Linked DNA regions of Homo sapiens: regions 2 and 3 are each linked to region 1. The links are chromatin loops, found by intact Hi-C in ENCODE. Cell type or tissue: HepG2. All regions are shown on one strand.

Region 1 (8,000 bases):
TGGAGACTTGCAGCCCTGGCATCTTGAAAGCCCCTTTGCAGGTCGCATGAATGTCTAGGCATCTGTGCTTGGTCAATGTATTCATTTTCTGGGGGTGCCATGACAGATTACCACACACCGGATGGCCCAAAACCATCCTTTTGCAGTTCTGGAAGCCAAAAGTCCAAAATCCGTGTGTCAGCAGGGCTGTGCTCCCTCTGAAAGCTCCACAGGGGCATCTTGGCCAGCTTCTTCCAGCTTCTGATGGCTCCAGGGATTCTTAGCTTGTGATAGTAGAATTCCAGCCTCTGTCTCCATCTTCTCCTGAACGTCTCCTCCATGTCTGTGATCTCTTTTCTTCTTTAAAGACACTTGTTGTTAGGTTTAGGGCCCACCCAGATCATCCAGGTGATCTCACCTTGAGATCATTAACTTAATTCCATCCACAAAGACCCTTTTTCCAAATAAGTTTACATTCACATGTTTTTTACTGGATTTGTCTTTTGTGGGGCGGGGGTTGGAGGGAGTCATCACCATTCAACACCCTCTAGTCTATAAGGTCTATTCCCTGCCCTGCTACTAAGTGGGAGTTCCTGGAGAATAGCAATTGTGTGTTCATTCCTTCCTTCCTTCATTCCTTCATTCTTGTGTCCCACAGATATTGATGTAATGCCTACCGTGTTCCAGACACGCTGCGAGGCCCTGGGGATGCAGCCACAATCCCAACAGATCTGATGCCTGCTCTCATGGAACTGACTTTGCACTGGGGGGAGGCCAACTCCACGAAAACAGAAACTGGATGACACATTGGAGGGAGAGCAGTAAAAGGAGCAAGCAGAGAGCAAGAACAACAGTGTTGCCATGGGGCGGGTGGGCCCGCTGTAGCCAGGGAGGGCCTCTCCGAAGGTATAACAGGTAAGCTGAGCCCTGGATGCTGAGAAGGACCAGCCTCAGGAGCAGGGCCCCTCTGCAGCAATGCCTAGTACAGAGGCTTAGAGAAGACATGGGCACGTGCACCAGGCATCCCATGGGCAGGGCTACCTGAGTTCCATATGTGTGTGGAGAGGTCCCGCAGGGCCTGGGTGCGTGACGAGGATGAATAAAGTGGGTGGAGGGTAATGCCACAGTGAGGGGCAGATGGTGGCCAGTTGACAACACGTGCCCCCATCAAAGAGGTGGTTGCTACTCAGCTCTGACTCATGGTCACCAAAAAGGATGTGGGGCGAGTGTGGCCAGATCATCTAGTTCTTCAAAAGAAAGTAGAAATCTAAACATTTTTTTTTTGGTAAAGACATCTGAATTTCAAGTGCTTTTATTAAAAGAAGCAAAAAGAGGCCTGGCACGGTGGCTCACGTCTGTAATCCCAGCACTTTGGGAGGCTGAGGTAGACAGATCACTTGAGGTTGGGAGTTCGAGACCAGCCTGGCCAACATGGAGAAACCCCGTCTCTACTGAAAATACAAAAAAAATTAGCTGGGCATGGTGGCAGGTGCCTGCAATCCCAGCCACTCGGGAGGCTGAGGAGCGAGAATCACTTGAACCCGGGAGGCAGAGGTTGCAGTGAGCTGAGATCACGCTACTGCACTCCAGCCTGGGTGACAGAGCAAGAACCTGCCTTAAAAGAAGAAGAAAAAAAAAAAAAAAAACACTGGGTGGATGAAAAAAAAACATCCCCAAGCCAGGTCCAGCCTGCAGGTCACCATTTTGCAGCCTTTGGGTGGAAAGCCGGATTGGACTGCAGCAGCCTAGTACTCAAGGAGAGGGCACGGCAGGGAGAGGAGACAGCAGCGGAAAGGCCTGAGCTGGGACAGTCGAAGAGCTGTGAGCGGCTTGCTATGGCTGAAACGTAGTTTGAGTGTGACCACAAAACATGGCAGACTGTGACCACATTGCAAGGATCTCGGAGGCTTGGTAAAAGGGTTCTCTTCCCCGGAGATGTGGCACAGTGTCCGATCCCCGTGCCTTTCCTCATACAGTGCCCTCCCCCCTTTCTCCGCATGTCTACGTTCTGACTCTAGTGCCACTTTTTCCACAGTCTCCCTGGTCCCCCTCCCACCCACCATCAAGATGGGATCTCTCCCTCCTGGGAGCACCTACTGCACTTTGCTTTCATTCATTCATTTTTTAAAATTAATTAATTAATTGGTTTATTTATTTTGAGATGGAGTCTCACTCTGTTGCTCAGGCTGGAGTGCAACGTCACGATCTCGGCTCACTGCAAACTCCGCCTCCCGGGTTCAAGCAATTCTCCTGCCTCAGCCTCCCAAGTACCTGGGATTATAGGCATGCGTCACCACACCCAGCTCGTTTTTGTATTTTTAGTAGAGACGGGGTTTTTGCCATGTTGGCCAGGCTGATCTCAAACTCCTGACCTCAGGTGATCTGCCTGCCTCGGCCTCCCAAAGTTCTGGCATTATAGGTGTGAGCCACCATGCCCAGCCTCATTCATTCATTTATGTGTTCATTTACTCAGCAAATATTAGAGTGCCTGCTCTGTGTCATGGGGGTTGGAGGTGGAGGACTGAGGACACAGAAGTCAGCCCAAGGGACACAGTGGGAGCCCACGCAGAGTCCTCATCTTCAGGGGACTCAGAGTCCAGCAGTGGGGAGATGGGTTACATGATCACACACCACATGTTAAGTTACAACTTCAGTGGGTTCTGGAAGGAGAAGTGCTGAGGGGGAGACGAGTAAGGCCAGAAGGGCTTCCCAGAGGAAGGGGCAAGGGCTGAGCTCTGAGGATGCATCTGAGTTATCCTAAAGGCATTGGAAGCACTGGACAACTCAGCTTTCCTCCGGGAGGCACCATGCTAATGTGTGCCCTTGGAAAGCATCACTGTCTCAAAGGGGCTGGAGGAGGCTGTTGTGGCCATCTGGTGAGAGAGGACAGGGACTGGACCACAGGACAGGATTGGAGTGTGACCCATAGATGTGGAGAGACGTGGGGAGAGTCCAGAGACTCGGAGGAGGCGTGGAAACCATGGCGTGTCCTTGCTTCAACTCCCCTCTGAGATGGAAGCTCTGGATGCCAGAGATGGTTTCCTTGCTGGGTGACCCAATTCAGCAAAAAAGAAGGGTGACCTAACGGTCAGAATCAGACTGCCCCAAATCGAGCCTCCAAGACTTCACTTCTCAGCTGTGTGATCTGTAAAATGATGACAGCAACAGCAGTACCACTTCATAGGCTTGTCCTGAGGTCTCGGTGAATGATCTCTGAGCTGCGGAGCACATGGTACCCACTCACTAAGCAAGAGCCAAACTTCACGAAAGAGTATTTACATGTTAACAATGTCATTCACATGTCAGCATGTAACCGCCAGTGGGTTCATTTTGCCACTGCCCAGATAGAACCAATGTATCAAGACGGGAATTGCAATAGAGAAAAGAGTTTAATTCACGCAGAGTCGGCTGAATGGGAGACCGGAGTTTCATTATTACTCAAATCAGTCTCCCTGAAAAATTCAGAGACTGGGGTTTTTAAAGGATAATTTGGTGGGCAGGGGGGCAGGGAGTGGGGAATGCTGACTGGTTGGGTTGGAGATGAAATCATAGGGGGTCGAAGCTGTCCTTTTGCACTGAGTTGGTTCCTACATGCAGGCCACAGGACCAGATGAGCCAGTTGATCAATCTGGGTGATCCCAGCTGAGTGCAGGGTCTGCAAAGTCCCTCAAACAGCAATCTTAGATTTTATAATACCAGTGTTATAGGAGAAATTGGGAAGTTTAGGGATATTTTGGCCTCTGGCTGCATGACTCCTGAGCAGTTAACTTCTGATCTTGTGGCTCACTTGTTAGTTGTACAAAGGCAGTCTGGTCCCCAGGCAAGAAGGAGGTTTGTTTCGGGAATGGGCTGTTATCATCTTTGTTTCAAAGTTAAACTATAAACTAACTTCCTCCCAAAGTTACCTATGCCCAGGAATGAACAAGGGCAGCTTGGAGGTGAGAAGCAAGATGGAGTCGGTTAGGTCAGATCTCTTTCACTGTCACAATTTCTCATTGTCACAATTTTTGCAAGAGTGATTTCAATCAGAGCAGTGCCCCAAACATTTTTTTGTTAATAATTTGAAGGATGTTTATTTTAGAAAACAAAAAGGACATCAAGGTAGCCATCACGCAAAACTCCGAAGTGTCTTAGACTTCCTTACTCTTACTGTACAGCATTATGTTGGGTTTGAATTAATTAGGGGGCATGGGGCATCCTGATCGCCTCGGGATTTGTGGCTTTAAAAGTCTCCGGAGAGGACTGGCAGCAGTTCCCAGGGATGTGTGCCATTGTCTGGGACAGAGCAAGCCGAGTTCGTTGAGCTACAGCCTACGGTCCAGGGACCTGACTTGGCTGGAGGCTGGACATGTCCTACTTCTCTTAACTCAGCAAATGGACGGAGGTCAGGGAAAGGTTGACTCGGGGTAGGGGCTGGAGGAGGTTGCAGGGAAGCCTGTGGAAGCCACTCTTGCAGCAGGTCCCGGGAGAGCCCCAGGCCCTGGATCTGAGCATCCTCAGTGGGGCTTGGGGATCCGTACCTCTAGAGGGCAGTGGGGCTCCACCAAGAGTCCCTTCCAGTGTCTTCCCAGTGGCCAGGAAATACTCCTCACCTTAGAACGGGCCTCCCTGCTCAGCCTAAAGGGAAATTTCTACCCACAGGTTGCCTTGGCTGGGCGCAGAGGATGGATCTTTCCACATCCAGTTGTTTGTGCGGGGGAAAGCTCATTAGGAAGGAAAGTATCTAGTGTCAGTAGCATGTGAACGTTTCCAAGCACAGAAGCCCGACAGCTGTACCTACTTAGGGGGTACCTGGGGACTCCGGGCCACACAGAGGCCATCTCCCACCAGCCTGGCCAGGGGGAAGTCAGATTTCTGGGGCTCATAATGTTCACATGGAGAAAACGTGCATTTCTACTGGAGTGTTCTTGGCCAGACTCAGGCTTTTAGATTCCCCAAAATAAATCTCCTCGACGGTTCGCCCCTGCCTGCTCCTACCCCTCGTTCTTGCTTGGCAAACAGGGAAGTCCCTGGATGCATTTTGGTCCAGAGATCAGAGCCCCCAGGGATCAGAGCCTCATGGGCTGCACCCTCTAAGGGCCACAGAATCCCTGTTGGGGGCAAGGTTAGGGGGTGCAAGCATATCCACTTTGGGTGCACACAGACCTGGGTTCAAATCGTCACTCTGCCACTGCACAGCTGCAGGGTCACCAGCTTGCACCCACTCTGAGCCTCCGGCTCATCTGAGAAATGAGGAAAGCCCCACCTTACGGGATGGCCGCAGGGCTCGGGGACAGAAATCCTGGAACCAGTATATATAGCACAACACCAGGCACATCACAGCCCCTGCCAGAAGCACCACCAGCCGCACCCTCCCTGCTGCTAATTTTTCCCGAGGCACCCATTGCTGAACTCTTCTGTTCTTATGGTTTATACAGTCTATCCTTCCTGCTGGGACACAAGCTCCACTGCCGTGTCCAAAACACTCTGTTCTAGGCACAAGGTTGGCATCAAAAAATACCTGTTGGGTGCATAAATGAATGCTTTGGAGCTCGTATTACAGTTCTCTGGGCCTCAGTTTCCCCAGCTGTGCAATGCGGATGATGGCATTAGAAGTGTCAAAGGTGGCTTCAGATGGATTGAGCAAATGTGCAAGAGCACCCAGCCCAGGCAGGCAACAGATGCAAATCCACTCTCCCAATCAGATTCCGAGGTTGTCTTGGGCTTTACAATGGAGTCAGGAGAATCGCCACCCTCTGGCCTCCAAGTGCAGCTCAGAGGGATGGGTCACTGGCCAGGCATTGATACAGACTCACCCAACAAGGCCTGCAAGTTCTCTGAACAGGCGCCCTCATGTTGGATCCTCCCAGGGGCCAGGCAGGGAAGACTGAGGCCAGGAAACACCCCAAGGCTCAGAGAGGTGGGGTCACTGGGCGAGGCTGTCTTGGCCGTTTCTCTGCATAAAGCAGCCAGGGGCTGTGAAACTCCAAGGTGAGAGGTGGCCCATGGGTGACAAACGGGAAATGGAAGGCCAAAGAAGTGTGAGTGCACCGGGGAAGCAGGGTGTCTTAGTGGGAAGAATGTGGGCTCTGGGATCAAGGAGACCTGCCTTCCGGCCTGCCTCAGCCACTCACCATGCAACCCCGGGGAAGCCATATCACCTCTCATTTCCTAATCAGTGAAATGGAGATAACAAGAGCCCTTGCTCTGCAGAGTGCTGGGAACGGCTCCTGCAGCGGCTGGCACACACTTGATAAGCAGTTAGGAAAGAGCAGATATTACTCTTTGTATGAGTTCTCTCTTGTTGCCATAACAAATTACCACAAACTTAATGGCTTAAAGCAACACAAATTTAACATCTTACAGTTCCGGAGGGCAGAGGTCCTAAAATCAAAATATTGGCAGGGCTGCCTTCCTTCTGGAGGCTCTAGGGGAGATTCTGTTTCCTGCCTTTTCCAGCTCCTGGGGCCATCTGTTTTCCTTGGATCATATCACTCCGATCTCTCTGTCCATCATTACATCTTCTCTGACGGTCCTGCCTCCATTCCATAGGGATCCTTGTGATTCCACTGGGTCTACCTGGATAATCCAGGATAATCTCCCTGTCTCAGAGTTCTTAACATCATCACGCCTGCAAAATCCCTCTTGCCTTATGAGGTAACATATTCACAGGTTCTGGGGATTAGGGCGGGGACCTCTTTGGGGCCATAATTCAGCCGACCACACTGTTCTTATGATGCCTCCCATCCTGGCCCTGCTCCACTGTTCCTCCAGCAGGCACTGTCTATCTCTGTCTCTCTCTTGCTCTAGCCTTGACACCAAAGGAGTTATTTGGTTCTAATTTGGGGTTCTGGTTGGATGAATTGCAGGAGAAAGCTTGTGTCTCCTCAAACATCCCCCCATTGTCCCCGGACCATACAGGTTGTAGTCAAGGGACTTGTTAGAAGGCAGGCGGCAGCCAAGAATTCCAGAGAAAGCTGCATGGGAAATGTCCCCATTCATTCATCAAATATCAGAGCACCTACCACATGCCTGGCACTTCTGGTCACTGTGGGCACAACTGTGGACTGGGCAGACTTGACTCTGCCCTCGAGGAACTGACCTTCTCGGGGGAAGACAGGTGGGAGAGTGATCCTATCATAGGCACTCAACCCAAACAAGACCCCAGGTATTGCGAGGGAGGGTGGTGGAGCAGATACATTAGCTAGGGTGGCCACGGATGGCCTCTTTGAGGAGGTGGAACATGACCCAAAGAGCCATGCAGGGGATGGGGGAAGTGCGTTCCAGGCAGACGGCTTGGCAAGTGCAAAGGCCCCGAGGCAGGAACGTGTTTGGCTTCTTCAAGAAACAGCAAGATGGCAGCGTGGCTGGAGGGATGAGGTGGTCTGAGAGTAGCTGGGGGCCAGATCATAGCAGGACCCTGGCTTTTATTCTGAGTGAGGTCAGGGCCTTTGGCGGGCTTTAGCAAAAGGTGCTATCATCTGGCTCATATTGAAAAGGATCCCTCTGGCTTCTGTGAAGGGAACAGACGATAGCAGGCCAGAAACCAGGAACCCAGAAGGAGGCTACACAGGCAAAGGAGTAAATTGAGGAGAGTTTTAATGGATTATTCACAAAGGCACAGGAGAGAGGGGAAACGTAATGCAAGATGAATCCCCCAGAGCTATCAGCACTGGGGCACCTCTGCCGCCCCAAGGCCCGAAGAGGTTAAGGAGGAGAGCAGTTTCTGGGACCGGGAGGGATGGCACCCCATGGAGAGGGCCACTTGGAGAGACAGTGGCTTTTGTTGAGGGACATATCCAGGCCACGGCATGAACACCCAACCTTCCATCTCTTGCTGGCACCTCCTATTGAAGGAACCCTCTGAAAGCCAGAGGTGCCCCGGAGAGGCTGGTCATATGGTCCGCCTCCCAGGCCCAGAGAGCTGAGGGTGAACCTGGAGGGCAAATGGAAGACACTGGAACAAGCTCCCTGCCCAGCTCCCTGAACGCAGGGCAGCTGACACTGTAGCCTCTGTGCCTGTAGCCACCGTTGCTGTCTAG
Region 2 (8,000 bases), 240 kb after region 1:
TGGCCTGAGGCGATCTGCCCACCTCGGCCTCCCAATGTGCTGGGATTACAGGCATGAGCCACTGCGCCTGGCCTATGATGACAGATTTTGAAGAAGTTTGTGAGAGAGAAGGTGAGAAAATATATACTCTAGAATCCTTTTATGAAAAAGCAAGATGGGAACAAGATGTTAACTTCCAAGGGTATTCGTGATCATAATAATTAAACTCAGTTCCCCTACTAGGCTCTGCTGGAAGACAGAACCGTGATGCTGAGTCAATCTCAGTGCCAAGTGTCATGCTGACCCCTGCAAGTGGACACGGTCCCAGGCCCTCCATGACGAGTGTATCAAGAAGGTACTCAGATTGTGACTGCAGGCTTTGAGGTCCACCTGCCTGAGCTGACTGAATCCCTGCGGGACACCACAAATTTCTCATCCATATTCAGCCTCAGCCTCCCCATCCGTAAAATGGGCTCAGGCTATTGTGAGGCTTATGTGAGACACTGCATTGTCAACACTTAGCCTGATGCCTAAGGTACAGGAGGCACACAAGCAAAGTACATTCTTCTTTAGTGGTTGTTCTCTGATGGCCCTTACCTCTGCAAAAGGTGAAAAACCAGGGCCTGAATAGTCATTCAGCATTTAACTCTGCGTCTTTCACTCCAGCAAACAAATTATAACAACGTACCCACAATTAAAATAACTCATGTACACTCCACTTGCCCCATGCCAGGCACTGGATGTCACCACTGCTAACGCACACATCCTCACCACATGGCAGGAATGACCAGCACCGCTTAACAGGGGAGGAATCTTGAGCACCAAGAAGTTCAGGGACTGGCTCAAGGTCTATCAGCTGGAATGCAGCCAGGTGGGGGATTTAAACTGGCGAGGTAGGGGTGACAGCTCCAAAGCATAATCTAATTCCCAGGCTTTTTCCATGATAATTACATAGCCACATGTACATGTGCAGAGGGAGCAGCTGCCCACCCACCTACATGGTATAGCCACAGGCACATGTGCAGAGGGGCCAGCTGTCCACTCACCTGCATGGTGCTGATACAGAGGCTCCTGTGAATCACGAACTGGCTGAGGGCGGCTGACCGCTTGTAGCTGTTCCGGCCATGCACCATAAGCAACCGGCCAAGATGCTTAAATTGAGTGATGGAGAAGTCTGCAGCCAACGAAGCCTGTTTTCCTTCCTAAAATCCAATAAAATTAGGCACCATCAGAAGCACAAGAGGTCAGGGCAAACACATTTTCTTTCACTGAAAAAGCAAGACATTGTAGGAAATCTTTGAAGAACTTCAAGAAAGAAATTCTTTGGTTTCAAGCTATATGCAGTTGGTGGTCCAAGTCTAAATTTGATTTTAAAAGGGGAATTTATTTAAATAAAAACCATTCCGAATCACATATAGTTATAATTTGGACGTCAAGTGGATCTAATACTTTGGGAGTTCAGCCCACCCCATAAGTAGCAAAGAATCATTTAAAAATAGATATTTTAAAACATTCAGTTCCCTTAAGAGCTAATTAAACAAGAGGCAAAAACCCAGAGCTACTAACAATATTAGATAGGATATTCCTGAATACACAGCTCTGCACACTCACAGAAGTGGGAATAACTTGCAGTGCAACCATATAATGGAATTCTCTCATTTTGTATTTTTTAATTTTTATTTTTTCTTGAGACTGGGTCCCACTCTGTCACGCAGGCTGGAGTACAGTGGTGTGATCTTGGCTTACAGCAACTTCTGCCTCCCAGGTTCAAGCCATCCTCCCACCTCAGCCTCCTGAGCAGCTGGGAGCACAGACATGCACCACCACACCTGACTAATTTAGTTATTTTTGGTAGAGATGGGGTTTCTCCATGTTGCCGAGTTTGGTCTCAAACTCCTGAGCTCAAGCCATCCGCCCACCTCAGCCTCCCAAAGTGCTGGGATTCCAGGCATGAGCAGCTGCACCTGGCCGAATTCTCTCATTTTAAAAGGCAGTGACAGCCAGCAATAAAGGGACAGAGGGACATGAGAGCCTCTGGATACGACACAACAGGAAGAACACCAATTCCCCTTGTACAGTGCTCATGCCAAACCAGAATTGGAACCGAATCAATCTGATGGGTTCAAGAACTGTGTGCCGTGAGACACTACAACTGTCCTGAATGCTTCAAAAATGTCACTGACATGAAAAACAAAACACCCGCTAACCAAACCAAACAAAAAGAGAGAAACGTGTTCTACAATAAAGAAGATCAGAAACATGAGGACATGCTAATAAATGTGATTTGCAATCCTTCCTGGAGCTTTTATTACTTAAGCTGTGAAGACACTCAGAGGACAGATGGGGGAATTTGAGCATGAATATTATCCAGTACCATTATATATCAATGTTAACACGGGGTTGAGCATGAATATTATATAGTAGCATTGTATCGATGTTACATGGGGTGGGGGTGCCTGGGGGGGCGGGGCGGGGGGTGGGGCGTGGTTATGATGTTACTTTCTTTGTGTGGGAGAATGTCCTTGTTCTAAAGAGATCCAGCTGAAATATTTAGGGGTAACATTACATACAATTTACTTTCTACTGATTCAAAGAAAGAAAGATAATGTAGCAAATAGTAACAATTGGCCAAAGTGAAGGGTAGATGAATGCTCACTGTTCTATTTCAACTTTTCCATTGTTGTATTTCAACTTTTGACATTTTTCAAAATAAAAAGGTAGAGTCAGAGTAAGAAGTGATGGCTCTGTATGCTCTCATGTAGGAACAAATCCATGATGTAGCAGATTTAAGTAAGCTGCACAACAAAATGTACAGTGTGTTTTCAATTTAAAAAAATACATGAAAATTACATATATATACATGTGTAAGATATTTGTATAGATAGCAAATATATACACACTCATAACCAGTAATATACACACAGAAAAAATGTTGAGAGAATAACCAGTGTTACTCATTTGATGCAGTTACCTAAAAGAAAAGATGCGTTTTACTTCTAGATTCTTTTATTTTATGTTATATATATTTTTGAGACAGTCTCACTCTGTCACCCAGAGTGCAGTGGCACAATCTCCGCTCACTGCAACCTCTGCCTCCCGGGTTCAAGCAATTCTCCTGCCTCAGCCTCCCGAGTAGCTAGAATTACAGGCACCCACTGCCATGCCTGGCTAATTTTTGTATTTTTAGTAGAGACGGGGTCTCACCATGTTGGCCAGGCTGGTCTTGAACTCCTGACCTCAGGTAATCTGCCCACCTCGGCCTCCCAATGTGCTGGGAATACAGGTGTGAGCCACTGAACCTGGCCTAGATTCTTTTAATTTTTTATAGTGAGCACTATTTTATATCCCAAGAAACAAAGGAACCAGAATACCATTTTTAATAGAAGGGAAAATGCTTTAATTTTTTAAGAACTGGTAGAGAATGCCATTAAACTCAAAAACATGCTTCTTAAAAACTGTATTCAGGGAATCTATACAGACTTCTGATATATCTCATTCAAAAATCATTTCACTCTACAACTTTAAATCATCGTCATCTTGCTGAGAACCAGAGAACCAGAAAGGGTGGTAAAGAGGGGGAAAAAAAGCCCTATGGGTCAGCCAAAGTCATGAAGCTATGCAACAGGATGGACAGGGGAGCATCTCTGCTGCCCCCTCCGGGCCTTGGCACTCCTATACTTCAAACACACTTCTTTTCTTTTTTTTTGAGATGGAGTTTTGCTCTTTCACCTAGGCAAGAGTACAGTGGCTCAATCTCGATTCACTGCAACCTCCACCTCCTGGGTTCAAGTGATTCTCCTGCCTCAGCCTCCTGAGTAGCTGGGATTACAGGCATGTGCCACCACATCTCACTAATTTTTGTATTTTTAGTAGAGACGGGGTTTCACCATGTTTGCCAGGCTGGTCTCGAACTCCTGAGCTCAAGTGATCCTCCCGCCTCAGCCTCCCAAACTGCTGGGATTACAGGCGTGAGCCACCGCTTCCAGCCCTTCACACACAGTCCTAACAAACTCGGTGACCCATCTTCTTGCCTCTTGTCATTTAGAGGTCACAAATTAGGGCCGAGTAAACTGTAAGAGGCAAGCGCACAATTGGCAAGGAGAAAAAGACAGAAAAAATATTTCCTAACACACCAACTTTTAAAAATTATACCTGCCAAGGCCTTTTGGTGAGAAGTGAACTAAGCCACACTCTTCCATAGCGCCCAAGAGATCAGCACAGAGCAGGATAACTAATGCTTTTACTGACAACGCTGACTGTCCCAGAGAAGTCTGAAGTATACTTACCATACCCTAAGAATATAGAGAAACTTTTTTTTTTTTTTTTTTTGAGACAGAGTCTTGTTCTGTTGCCCAGGCTGGAGTGCAGTGGCGCAATCTCGGCTTACTGCAACCTCTGCCTCCCGGGTTCAGGCGATTCTCCTATCTCAGCCTCCCAAGTAGCTGTGATTACAGGCACCCACCACCATGCCCAGCTAATTTTTGTATTTTCAGTAGAGACAGGGTTTCTCTAAGTTGGCCAGGCTGGCCTCAAACTCCTGACCTCAAGTGATGATCCACCCACCTCAGCCTCCCAAAGTGCTGGGATTACAGGCGTGAGCCACCACACCGGGCCTAGAAACACTTTTTCTTTTTTTAAATTCAGGTCGTGGCAAACAAAAAGCCAACATTCATCTGTCTGTAAGATGTAGCAATACAGACCTCTATCTTCCCAGTGACACAAGGTAACTGTGACACATGATTCCTTATGTTTTATCATTCTTTATCTGGAATTTCCAGAAGGCTTAAAGCTGTGTCTTTGAGGGAAAAAGAACCAAGAAACTACAGCAAGTGGAGCCGAGCAGAGGGAAACACTCTCACCTTTCCTTCCACTCCCACGCCGCAGTCAGATTCCTGAATCATGCTGACGTCATTGCCTCCGTCCCCTGCGAGCCACACAGACCAGAGAGAAAAGATGTTTCATTCTTACCTTAACCAAGAATGTATGCTTGTCTTTACCGCACTCTCGTCTTTCACGGAGCGCTTGCTGAGTGCCTGGCCTGCCCCGTCCATTCCATCTCTCCAACCCCTTGACTACCAAGATCCTGTTTCACAGGCAGAGTGGCTGAGTGTCAGAGAGCCCAGGCGGCTTGCCAAGGGTCCCGGCACTGAGCAGCAGCAGTGGGACTGTGTCCACATAGGCATTTACCACCACCTGTCCTCCTCGGAGGCCGGGATACCCCAGGATTACCATCAGCAGCAACTTGTAGTGCTCTTACTGGACGCTTTCCATGCAGCGTGGCAAGCACATTTTAAAGGTGATCCTTTTTAGGCTGAGCAGTGGCTCACGACTATAATCTCAGCACTTTAGGAGGCTGAGGCAGGCAGATCACCTGAGGTCAGGAGTTCGAGACCAGCCTGGCCAACATGGAGAAACCCCGTTTCTACTAAAAATACAAAAATTAGCCACACGTGGTGGTGCACGCCTGCAGTCCCAGCAACTCGGGAGGCTGAGGCAGGAGAATCACTTGAACCCGGGAGACGGAGGTTGCAATGAGCTGAGATTGTGTCATTGCACTCCCGCTGGGCAACAGAGTGTGACTCCGTCTTAAAAAAAAAAAAAAAGGTGACCCCTTTTAGTCTTCATGACACCATTTAAGGAAGCCACAATTATTATTCCCATTCTACCATAAGCAAACCGAGGCTCAGATGGGTGAAAGAAGCCACCTGGGGCACCCACTGGCAAAGGCCAGTGGAAAGATTTGAACCCAGATCCAACCCCACAGTGTGTGGTCTCCACCCCCTGGAAGGCTGCACTCTTGAGCCACTGGCAAAGGAGTAGAGGCCTGGCACGTGCTTATCTACTCTCCAAGGGAAATATTAAAAATAATAACAAAAAGAGCCAAAGTCTGAGAGGTGGAGAAAAATCATGACCTGAACAAAGGGGCCTGGGGAATTTGAAGAAAGAGCAGCAGTGTCCAAATATCCTTAGGGAAAGGGAGCCTGGTGCACCGGCAGGCCAGGGCCAGCAGCACAGCCTGAGCCTCGCCTACCTACTGCACAGGTGAGCTTGCCCGTGCGCTCCTGAAGCAGGCGCACGATCTGGGCCTTCTGGGTGGGGGCACATCGGCAGCAGACTACGGCCGGGCACTGGCAGGCCAGCTCCATGAACTCGTACTCATAGTACTTGAGGCAAACCTGCAGGGTGGAGGGAGAGGTGGTGCGTTGGTGGAGGGAGAGGTGGTGCGTTGGTGGAGGTCGCTGCCGAGCCTGCAGTGCCCCTGCCGAAGCCGGGTAAGACCCAGGCTGCTGGGAGGACTGGCTCTCAGGGGTCCCCAAGCTCACCTCCAGGGAGTCTCCCGAGATGACCAGGGCACAATCATGCTTCCTGCGGAAGGCGTTCAGCTCGAGGTGAGCCTCCCCGCGGTTGGTCACCTGGAAGGGAACAGAGATGGGGAAGGAGGCATTGCTCTCCGGACATGATAGAACAACAAACAGTGGCTTCCAGGAGCCCACATGAAGACAACGGCCACCCCAGCCAAGGGTCCCTCCCCTCCCCTGCCACCAGAGGCAGCACCAAATGGAATCCTATTGGTTGACTCTGCAGGAATCAAGAGAGCCCATGTGCCAACCACCACCTACAATTTCCCCCAGGACTAAAAATGCCTGTACTGGCCAAGCGCAGTGGCTCATGCCTGTAATCCCAGCACTTTGGGAGGCTGAGGCGGGCAGATCACTTGAAGTCAGGAGTTTGAGACCAGCCTTGCCAACATGGTGAAACCCACTCTCTACTAAAAATAGAAAATTAGCTGGGCATGGTGGTGGGTGCCTGTAATTCTAGCTACTTGGGAGGCTGAGGCAGGAGAATCACTTGAACCCAGGAGGCAGAGGCTGCAGTGAGCCGAGATCATGCCACTGCACTGGCAGTATGGGCAACAGAGCAAGACTCGTCTTTTAAAAAAAAAAAAGGGGGGGGGGGGCCAGGTACGGTGGCTCACACCTGTAATCTCAGCACCTTGGGAGGCTGAGGTGGGCGGATCACCTGAGGTCAGGAGTTCAAGACCAGCCTGACCCACATGGAGAAACCCCATCTCTACTAAAAATACAAAATTAGCCGGGCTTGGTGGCACATGCCTATAATCCCAGCTACTTGGGAAGGCTGAGGCAGGAGAATCGCTTGAACCTGGGAGGTGGAGGTTGCGGTGAGCCGAGATCATGCCATTGCACTCCAGCCTGGGCAACAAGAGCAAAACTCTGTCTCAAAAAAAAAAAAAAAAAAAGCCTGTACTTTCATTTTCGGCCAGGTGTTGGATGATGCATTCGGTGGATTTTTCTCATTTATTTCTCACAACGGCTCTATGAGGTGCCAAAAAGAAGAAGCTCTATTTTGCACCTAAGGAAACTGAAGCATGGTGACATCTGCTAACCTGACTAAAGGCACATGGCTAGTATGCTGTAGCCCAGGTATGCAGAGCCAGGCACCTAGCAGGGACTGGGCCACTTTTCTGTAAAGGACCAGATGTTAACTATTGTAGGCTTTGAGGACCACATGGTCTCCATCACAACCACTCAGCTCTGCCGTTGTAATCCAAAAGCAGTCGTACACCATATGCAAACGAGCCGGTCTGTCTACACTCCAATAAAACAAAATACCTGCTGTTTAGAAAAACAGGTGGCTAGCACATAGGTCATTAGTTTGCAATCCCTGAATTCTAGAACAGACAGTCAATTCTCATTATTCATAGTAGCTATGTTTTCTAAAGTCACTGTGAACACTGAATTAGCAAATACTAAACCATCACCTGTAGGGGAAATACAGGGTTAGGTTTTTGCCCCTGGTTGCAATATCTTCATAAATATATAACCTTATTTTATGTGCGTTTCTACTTAAAGACACCTGGATTCATTAACATTGAGCTCACAGCCACCAGTTCTGTAACTCATGCCTGCAGGAAGCTCATCTAACACACGCATTCGCTCCATAAGTCACATCAACAGCCTTCCTGTTGATGTGACTTATGGATGTTGGGAAGTTCAAGTTCC
Region 3 (8,000 bases), 780 kb after region 1:
TGACCAAAATGCTCTTATGTAGCACATGAACTAGAGTTGCAAAACTTCCAGATAAGATATTAGAAAACGAAATCCAGCAGTGTTTTGGAAGAATAATTCAACATGACCAAGAGGATTTCTTCCAGGAATGCAAGGTGACTTAACATACCAGGCTATATGCTACACAAATTCACTGTGTCAACATATTTAAGTGCAAAACCCAAATACTTACGGCTAACAATTTTAAGAAGATATTTGATAAAATTCAGCAAGCTACCCTGATAAGTAAAACTGCATCAGTATTTTATATGAACTTATCAAAAGAATGACTATGAAAATATTAAGTCTTCCACTCAAAAACCCTTATTTAACTCCATTGTAAACATTATTCAGTCAAATTATGTAGTCTATTTTCATTATATAAGGTCTGTGTTTCTTTTTTTTTGAGATGGAGTTGCACTCTGTCACCCAGGCTGGAGTGCAGTGGCGCAATTTTGGCTCACTGCAGCCTCCACCTCCTGGGTTCAAGCAATTTCACTCTAAGTGAAAACTGGAGTGGAAGAAAATGACCTAAGTACCATAAAAACCATTATCCAAAGGAGTGGTGTATATTACATTGGAAAATTCTGAAGTTAGAATTAGGGACACAGCAAGGATGCCAGCTGTATCAGCATTGTTTGGAGGTTCTGGCTAAAGCAACAGGACAAGAAAACAAAATAAGTAGTAAAAATATTCTAAAGGAAGAGATGAAACAATCTGAAAATAAAAGACTATATCAGATAATTATAAATCATATTTATCAGAGACCAAGAATTTCTAATAAATACCATTCATTACTGAGAATTTTTCTTTAATATAGACAAATATACCCTATTTTGGCTTTTCTTGATGTTTGCAACAAATGCAAAAATTCCTATTCACAATTATGATAAAATTATGGAATAATAAGAAAACACAGGACCGGGCACCGTGGCTCACACCTGTAATCCCAGCACTTTGGGAGGCCGAGGCAGGCGGATCACTTGAGGCCAGGAGTGCAAGACCAGCCTGGTCCACATGGCGAAACCCCATCTCTACTAAAGATACACACAAAAAAATTAGCCAGGCATGGTGGCAGGCGCCTGTAATCCCAGCTACTCAAGAGGCTGAAGTGGGAGAATCTCTTGAACCCAGGAGGTGGAGGCTGCAGTGAGCCAAAATTGGGTGGAAGACTTAATATTTTCATAGTTGTGCTTTTGATAAGTTCATATAAAATACTGATGCAATTTCAATAAAAATCTCCAAAAGGTTTTCTTTTTTGGTGGGGGTGGTTTAGGTACTGGATAAAATAACAGTTCCTTTGGAAGAATAAATATCTAAGAATTGCTAAGAACATTTTGGAAAATAATAGCTGGGGGAAGCTTTGTAAGTCTAAAAGATTAAGCTTACCTTAATGCTAGTATAATCAAATATGTCATGTTGGCCAGCCAGATCTTCTTTGGGAATCTCAGATCTATAATCTTCCAGAATAAAGAAGTTCTGGAAGTATATTTGTGAACTTTATCTACACGATGGCTTAAATTAGGATTTCAGTTTTCAGGAAAATAATATTTAACAAATGGTCCTGGCATAAGTGGACAGTCAAACCTGTTCATCATAACATATAAATATGAGTTCTTGGCATGAGCTGTAATCCCAGCACTCTGAAAGGCCGAGGTGGGCAGATCACTGGAGGCCAGGAGTTTAAGACGAGCATGGCCAACATGGCGAAATCTCGTCTCTACTAAAAATACAAAAATTAGCCAGGTGTGGTGGCACACGCCTGTGATCCCAGCTACGTGGGAGGCTGAGGCAGGAGAATCACCTGAGCCTGGGAGGCAGAGCAGGTAGTGAGCTGAGATCGCGCCACGGCACTCCAGGCTGGGCGACAGCCAGACTCTGTCTCAAAACAAGAAAAAAAAAAAAAAAAGAATTCTGGCTGCAGCAAGGAGCCATTGAAAAACAAATAAGCAAGCAGTAAAAACACTAAAGGGAAAACCAGTTTAATCTCAGGGGAAGGATGGACGTTCTTAGAAAACACACGTGCCACAAATGAAGCGACAGAAGAATCTAACTACAGAAAAAGACAGTCATTTTTATATGGTGACAGCCCCACAGGTAAAGTCAAAAGACAATGACAGGAGGGGAAGAAACTCAGCAATGTGTGACTGATGTCGGGTTAATGTCCCCAACTTCCCAACAACCAAAAGGAGGGAGTAAGAGTTCTAAGTTCATAGAAGAGAGAAGCACACATGGTCAACCAGCCCTATGCAGAGACGTCTCAGAAAACGCAGACCACAGCACCAGCTAGGGGAGTGCACAAAGGCCAGATAACCATTTTCACGCAGCAGAGTGATAAAACTTCCAAAGGTAGTTGAGCTCACATCAGGGATGAGACTATCATTGTGAAAATTAATCCGTATTTATGCAAGTACAAACTATGGAAACTCCGTGAAACTTACACTTTTGAATCTACTTACAGAAAAAAAAAAAAAAAAAGCTGAATATGAGAGTTTACTGGGGCAGTCGTAATGGCAAAAATATTCCCCAAACAACCTGAAGAATCATAATAGCAAGATGACGGACTAAAGCCTGGCATGTCTCTAACACTTATTTAAAAAAACTAGGTCTAGTTTTGTTGACCCACAGGACTGTCAATAAATGGAATAATCAAAGCAAGTTGCAGAGAAATGTACAGAGTATGATACAATTACTATAGAACTAGGAAAAACCTTTTCTATGTTATCTTTTGAGTCTACGTATATTGGTAAGAACACAGAGCACCTAACATTACTTACCTTGGGTGGGGTGAGAATACGGAGGGGCTGGAAGTTGTTGGCTTGGTGTTTGTACAATTCTGTGTATAATTTATTCCAAAGAGTAAGTTTTACTGTTTTGTTTGTAAAAAGACAAAACAACCAACAAATCAAATATGCATGTGTGTACATCTCTATGCATGCATGTGTATGTATGTATGTATGTGTATGTATTATATATGGAAGGCAGCTGGTAGGTAGAGATCTAAGGATACAAAAGGAAATATAGAATATAAAAAATATTATGCTTAATTAAACTACAACTTCATAACTGGAGTAGAAAACATATATACGTAAGCATAAAAAAAGATTGATAGGGGCCAGGTACGGTGGCTCACACCTGTAATCCCAGCACTTTGGGAGACCGAGGTGGGTGGATCACAAGGTCAGGAGATCGAGACCATCCTGGCTACGGTGAAACCCTGTCTCTACTAAAAATACAAAAAATTAGCCGGACTTGGTTGCGGGTGCCTAGAGTCCCAGCTACTCAGGAGGCTGAGGCAGGAGAATGGTGTGAACCCGGGAGGCGGAGCTTGTAGTGAGCTGAGATTGCGCCACTGCACTCCAGCCTGGGCAACAGAGTGAGACTCCACCTCAAAAAAAAAAAAAAGACTGATAGGAAGTCCATCAAAATGGTTACAATCTGTATAGTTTATATCTGGACAGTAAGATTATTAGTAACTTCTATTTTTTTCCTAGTAATATTCTGTTTTTCATATTTTCTATCTTGAATACACATTATAATCAGGAAAAAATCCTTTATGGTTGAAAAAAGTGGGAAAAGAGAAAGACATAGGAAATAGGACCATGACAATGGAAGTTTCCCAGCTGAAATTCAAAAGCAGAACAGTTTTTCTAAAGGGCTGTAAGCAATAAGTTTAAAGTGACAAAATTATTTAAATCACTAACATTGTACACTGCAAGCCTTTTCTGTTTCTTACCAAAAACATAGTTAATAACTCACTATTATCATTGATGATAGGAAAATAAAGAAATTATGGCAAATATAGCAAGTCATCAAAATTGTGTCCAACTATTACAGATCAAAGAAAGAAGAATAAAAGTGGTAGAAATGTATCTAAGTATTCTCATAATATTCTAAATATGCTTCTGTCCCAAGAGTAACCTCCCCTCCTCACCAATCCTTGCTGACAGCAGAAATGAGTGCTATTACAACCTTACAGAATGGCTTAAGGTACAAATATGGATGATTCTAGCTTGCTCTCTGGCACCACCTACTGATCAAACAGCATTTCAATGTAAAACAACACAATCTGAATTTTCCTCTTCTCAATACAACCTATGCTTTGGAAAAAATCTAGGTACTCTCTCAGTCCACTCATCTGGATTCTGCACAGATATTAACATCTCAAAAATGGTATTCTAGAAAATTCTGTCTTGTTAGTAGGAACTTTGATCATTTTTGTGTCTAAACAGAAATGCCAGGATTGTCAGTCTGAAGTTTCAAAATGAAAACAACAGTGGGATGGATCACTTTATCACTTTAGGTACCACATCTATTTAATGTGACTGTGGAGGAGGTAAGATGATTGTGTGACGTTTATGAAAGGACTAAAAACCTTTGCTGCTTCAGTTTGTTTTTGATTAATGACTCACGCCCCATCATTCCCAAATCCCACCTTGGCTCTAAAGAATCATTAACATTCAGTATATTTTAATCAGATATCAATTTATTATGGAACCATTCATTTTCTGCTCATTAGCACTAAACATTTTTTTTTGGGTCAAGTATCCATGTCATATTATGTAGAAAATGGTCCTTCATGCCAACAGACTTACATGTATAAAACATGAACACCCCCAAACTCTGGGGAGTATTCCAGAATGGGGCAAAAGAGAGGCTGGGAAGTACCATTTACTACACAAATGTAATAAGATGGACAGAAACCTTTATTAGAGTTGGAAAATCAAGTTGGAAACAAACACATGAATTCACTACTTAATGCATTTAATTCCAACCCCTCATTGGAATCATCTTGGTAACATTTAAGATTCTACAACAGTTATAATGCGACGATTCAGAGGTGGTCTCAAAGTTGTTACAGTGTTAAAAAAATTATAGTAAGCAGTATAAAATTACAATTTATTATGGGGCCAGGGGGATTCACAACCATCCTTAAAAACATTAAGAGCAAACCACGGCCAGGCATGGTGGCTCACACCTGTAATCCCAGCACTTTGGGAGGCTGAGGTGGGCAGATCACTTGAGGTCAGGAGTTCAACATGATGAAACCCCGTCTCTACTAAATATACAAAAATTAGCCAGTCATGATGTCGTACACCTGTGGTCCCAGCTACTCGGAGGGCTGAGGCATGAGAATCGCTTGAACCTGGGAGGCGGACGTTGCAGTGAGCCAAGATAGCGCCACTGCACTCCAGCCTGGGAAACAGAGCGAGACTCCGTCTCAAAAACAAAACAAAACAAAGAAAACATTAAGAGCAAACCTTTTAGAGAATTCTACTTAAGATTTCTTTTTCTCAATTCCTTTCCCCCACTCCTTTTGTTTTTTTAAGCACTAATCTGGAATGGAGTCGGCGGGACAGAGCAAAGCTGGATGGGCTGCCCCTTGAATGATGGAGTAGGTCTGCTTGGGTAGTTCTTGCTGGGAAGAGGAGGAGAAGACCGGTGGCGCTGTGGTGGCCACTGCGATGTTCTGGCCTCCATCGCTCACCACTGTCACTTCTGCTGTCCCCTCCTGAATCAAGGCGTTTAGGCCTTCAAAGTCAGTGCAAGTAATACCCGAACTGGTAATGAAAGTTTGATTGCCAGAGCCTTCCTGGGGGCCACCTGAGGCCGTGGGGATGAGAGTCTGGTGCAGAGTGGCTCCGTCCGTCTGCTCGTGGGTGGTCAGCAGGACAGCCGGCTGGGTCATTGCGCCCGCCTCGCTCGGACACCGCGAGGACTGAGGGGGGGCGATCAGACTGACCTGGCGCAGGATCTGCAGCCGGCTGTTCCCTGGGAGTTCCTCTGGGTTCTGGGCCACCAAGGCAGGCGGGACGATGTTCACTGCAGCGGCGGCAGCCTGGACGATGGTGTTCGCCTGGGGCACCTGATGCCCAACGATGATTTTGACTCTTCCCTCGCTGAACTGGGGCACTTGGCTGGGCTGGAGGGGCACCTGGAGGTGTCCCACAGTGAGGGGCGTGGCGGGCTGCTTGCTGGGGTCGATCTGAAACTGGAGAACGGTCACGTCCGAGTTCTTACTCTCACTGTACTCACTGTGCTGTCTCTTGTGGCTGCGGAGCGAGTCCTCCCGCATGAAGGAGGCATCGCATATATCGCAGTGGAAACTCTTCTTGGCATCCAGCTTGGCCACCTGCCGGCTGCTCTGCCTGCCGGTGTCCTTCCTCTCTAGAGCCTCAGTCTTAACCATGTCCCCATGGAACTTCTTCATGTGCTTGCTCAGGTTGCTGGGCTGTTTGGTGTCGAAGCTGCAGTAGTTGCACTTGAAAGGGCGGTCGGTGCAGTGGATACGCTCGTGGATGCGCAGGGCGGCCTTGCTGGAGCAGGAGTAGCTGCATTCCGAGCACTTCTCAGGATGCTCCGACTGGTGCACGCGGCTGTGCTTCCGGAGGGTGGCTTTGCTGTCACCCAGGAAGTCGCAATGAGGACACTTGAAGTTATTCCCGCTGTGCTTGATACGGATGTGCGACTTGAGGTTCCCCTTCATGGTGCAGCGGACATTGCAGAACTCGCACTTGAAAGGCTTCTCCCCCGAGTGCACCCGCATGTGCCTTTTCAAGTCCGAGCTGATTTTGAACTTGGCGCTACAGAGCCAGCACTGGAAGGGGGCGTCCCCTGTCAACACAAGGTGAGTTTCGATAAGAACAGGCAGGCAACAACCACAGCGGATCCCCCCGAAGCACACACCAGAAAATCGCTTATACAAGGTGGGTGGGTGCAGACCTCCTAACTGCAGCTTCTAGCAGCCCCTGGCAGTGGGGGAAGAGGGGCAGGGCGTCTTTATCTTTCCCCGGAACCCAAACCACCACCACCGGTATCAAACCCAGAAGAAAAATGGGAGATCGAAAAGAGCAATTTAATTGTCCCAGATAAAATAAGATTTACAAGTATACTTGTTATATTCTTTAAAACACTCAAACTATCTTTCATACAGTTAATTTGCCCACTCTGCTAGTTAATGGTTCACAGTTGAAGACTTTTGCACAACCCGTTGATTTTGATTGAGTTACATGTTGTAACAGATTCAACAATATATTTTCGAATGGGTCAGCTCCGTGCTGCACTCATTGGAGTATGGTTTTACAATGACTGAAACACCCAGCTTATATTTCATGCAGATCTTTATTAATAAAGATGTGTTTCTTGCACAAAATTTATTTATCCCATATTGCCAGCTGCGTTCTTTACTTGTGAAGTTACAAAATCCAGCTGCTTGATTTTTTTTAAAAAAAATTCATATTCGCTGAAAGATGAGCAAGGCAAGTGAAATTGCAAACATCTGATTGGATACCATATTCCAAATTTACTTCCTCAATGAATGCCAAGTCCAAATTATCTGAGGCAATGACAATTCAAGCAAATTGGCGACCCCTCATCTCAACATTGTTTAAGTAAGCAAAATAGCAGCTAATATTCTTCGATGGCTTCCGGGATGGCAGGCGCTATGCTGAGCACTCCACAAGCATGGTCTCGCTTGATGCTGGGAAGATTGCCCTGTGGTGGGTGCTATTATTAATATTGTTTTTTAACACAGTTACACAGAGGAGAAGGCTGAGACCCAGACAGACTACATAACTTGTTCTTGGTCGCCCCGTAGTACAAAGAAGGGCTTGGATTCCAATCCAGGCTGACTCCACAACTGGTATCTTTAGATGCTAGGTAATTATCTGTGCATATAACTGATGTTTGCTTTCTTAGGTCATAAACCCACAAGACTGGGATGGTGTTCCAGCTTTTTGACATAGGATCTGCTACTTCACCATGAGCTGCTTAATGAATGCAAACAAAGATGGCAGGAGGCAATTGAACAAGCTTCTAGAACACTGAGAGGCCTAAACCTAAACTTGAAAAAAATGCTTTGTATGACTGAATACCACCAAGATCATGCATACTAAACTCTAGAACAAGGAAGAGTAAGCTACAGCCTATGGGCTAGATCCTGCCCACAGCCTGTTTCTATAAATAAAGTTTTACTGAAACAC

The links. Hi-C counts contacts between places; a loop is a spot of excess contacts. Peaks named below come from ENCODE experiments on the same cell type or tissue, not always from the same donor. Only the 100,000 strongest peaks of a DNase experiment are listed, where the experiment ranks them.
Region 2: a loop joins it to region 1, with 11 times the contacts of the local background. A loop is called at or near these places in 37 of 110 quality-filtered maps.
Region 3: a loop joins it to region 1, with 24 times the contacts of the local background. A loop is called at or near these places in 4 of 110 quality-filtered maps.

Annotation. Positions count from the first base shown.
Region 1 is chr20:51,367,960-51,375,959 of GRCh38, forward strand. LOC105372663 (a long non-coding RNA gene) reads left to right here. Exons shown (of 3, transcript XR_936848.3): 2 at 638-894. Among named protein-coding and RNA genes, the nearest start is that of MIR3194, 81 kb to the right of the region's middle. In HepG2, a CTCF peak has its summit at 4,516 (motif pointing right); a DNase peak (open chromatin) is centred at 4,522; H3K27me3 peaks cover 2,938 bases.
Region 2 is chr20:51,612,652-51,620,651 of GRCh38, forward strand. ATP9A (ATPase phospholipid transporting 9A (putative)) reads right to left here. Exons shown (of 28, transcript NM_006045.3): 20 at 6,303-6,392; 21 at 6,011-6,155; 22 at 4,839-4,903; 23 at 1,026-1,181. Among named protein-coding and RNA genes, the nearest start is that of NFATC2, 74 kb to the left of the region's middle. In HepG2, a CTCF peak has its summit at 3,640 (motif pointing left); no DNase peak of the experiment used is centred here.
Region 3 is chr20:52,146,796-52,154,795 of GRCh38, forward strand. ZFP64 (ZFP64 zinc finger protein) reads right to left here. Exons shown (of 6, transcript NM_018197.3): 6 at 4,483-6,633. The coding sequence ends at 5,351. Among named protein-coding and RNA genes, the nearest start is that of ZFP64, 41 kb to the right of the region's middle. In HepG2, a CTCF peak has its summit at 4,047 (motif pointing left); a DNase peak (open chromatin) is centred at 4,046.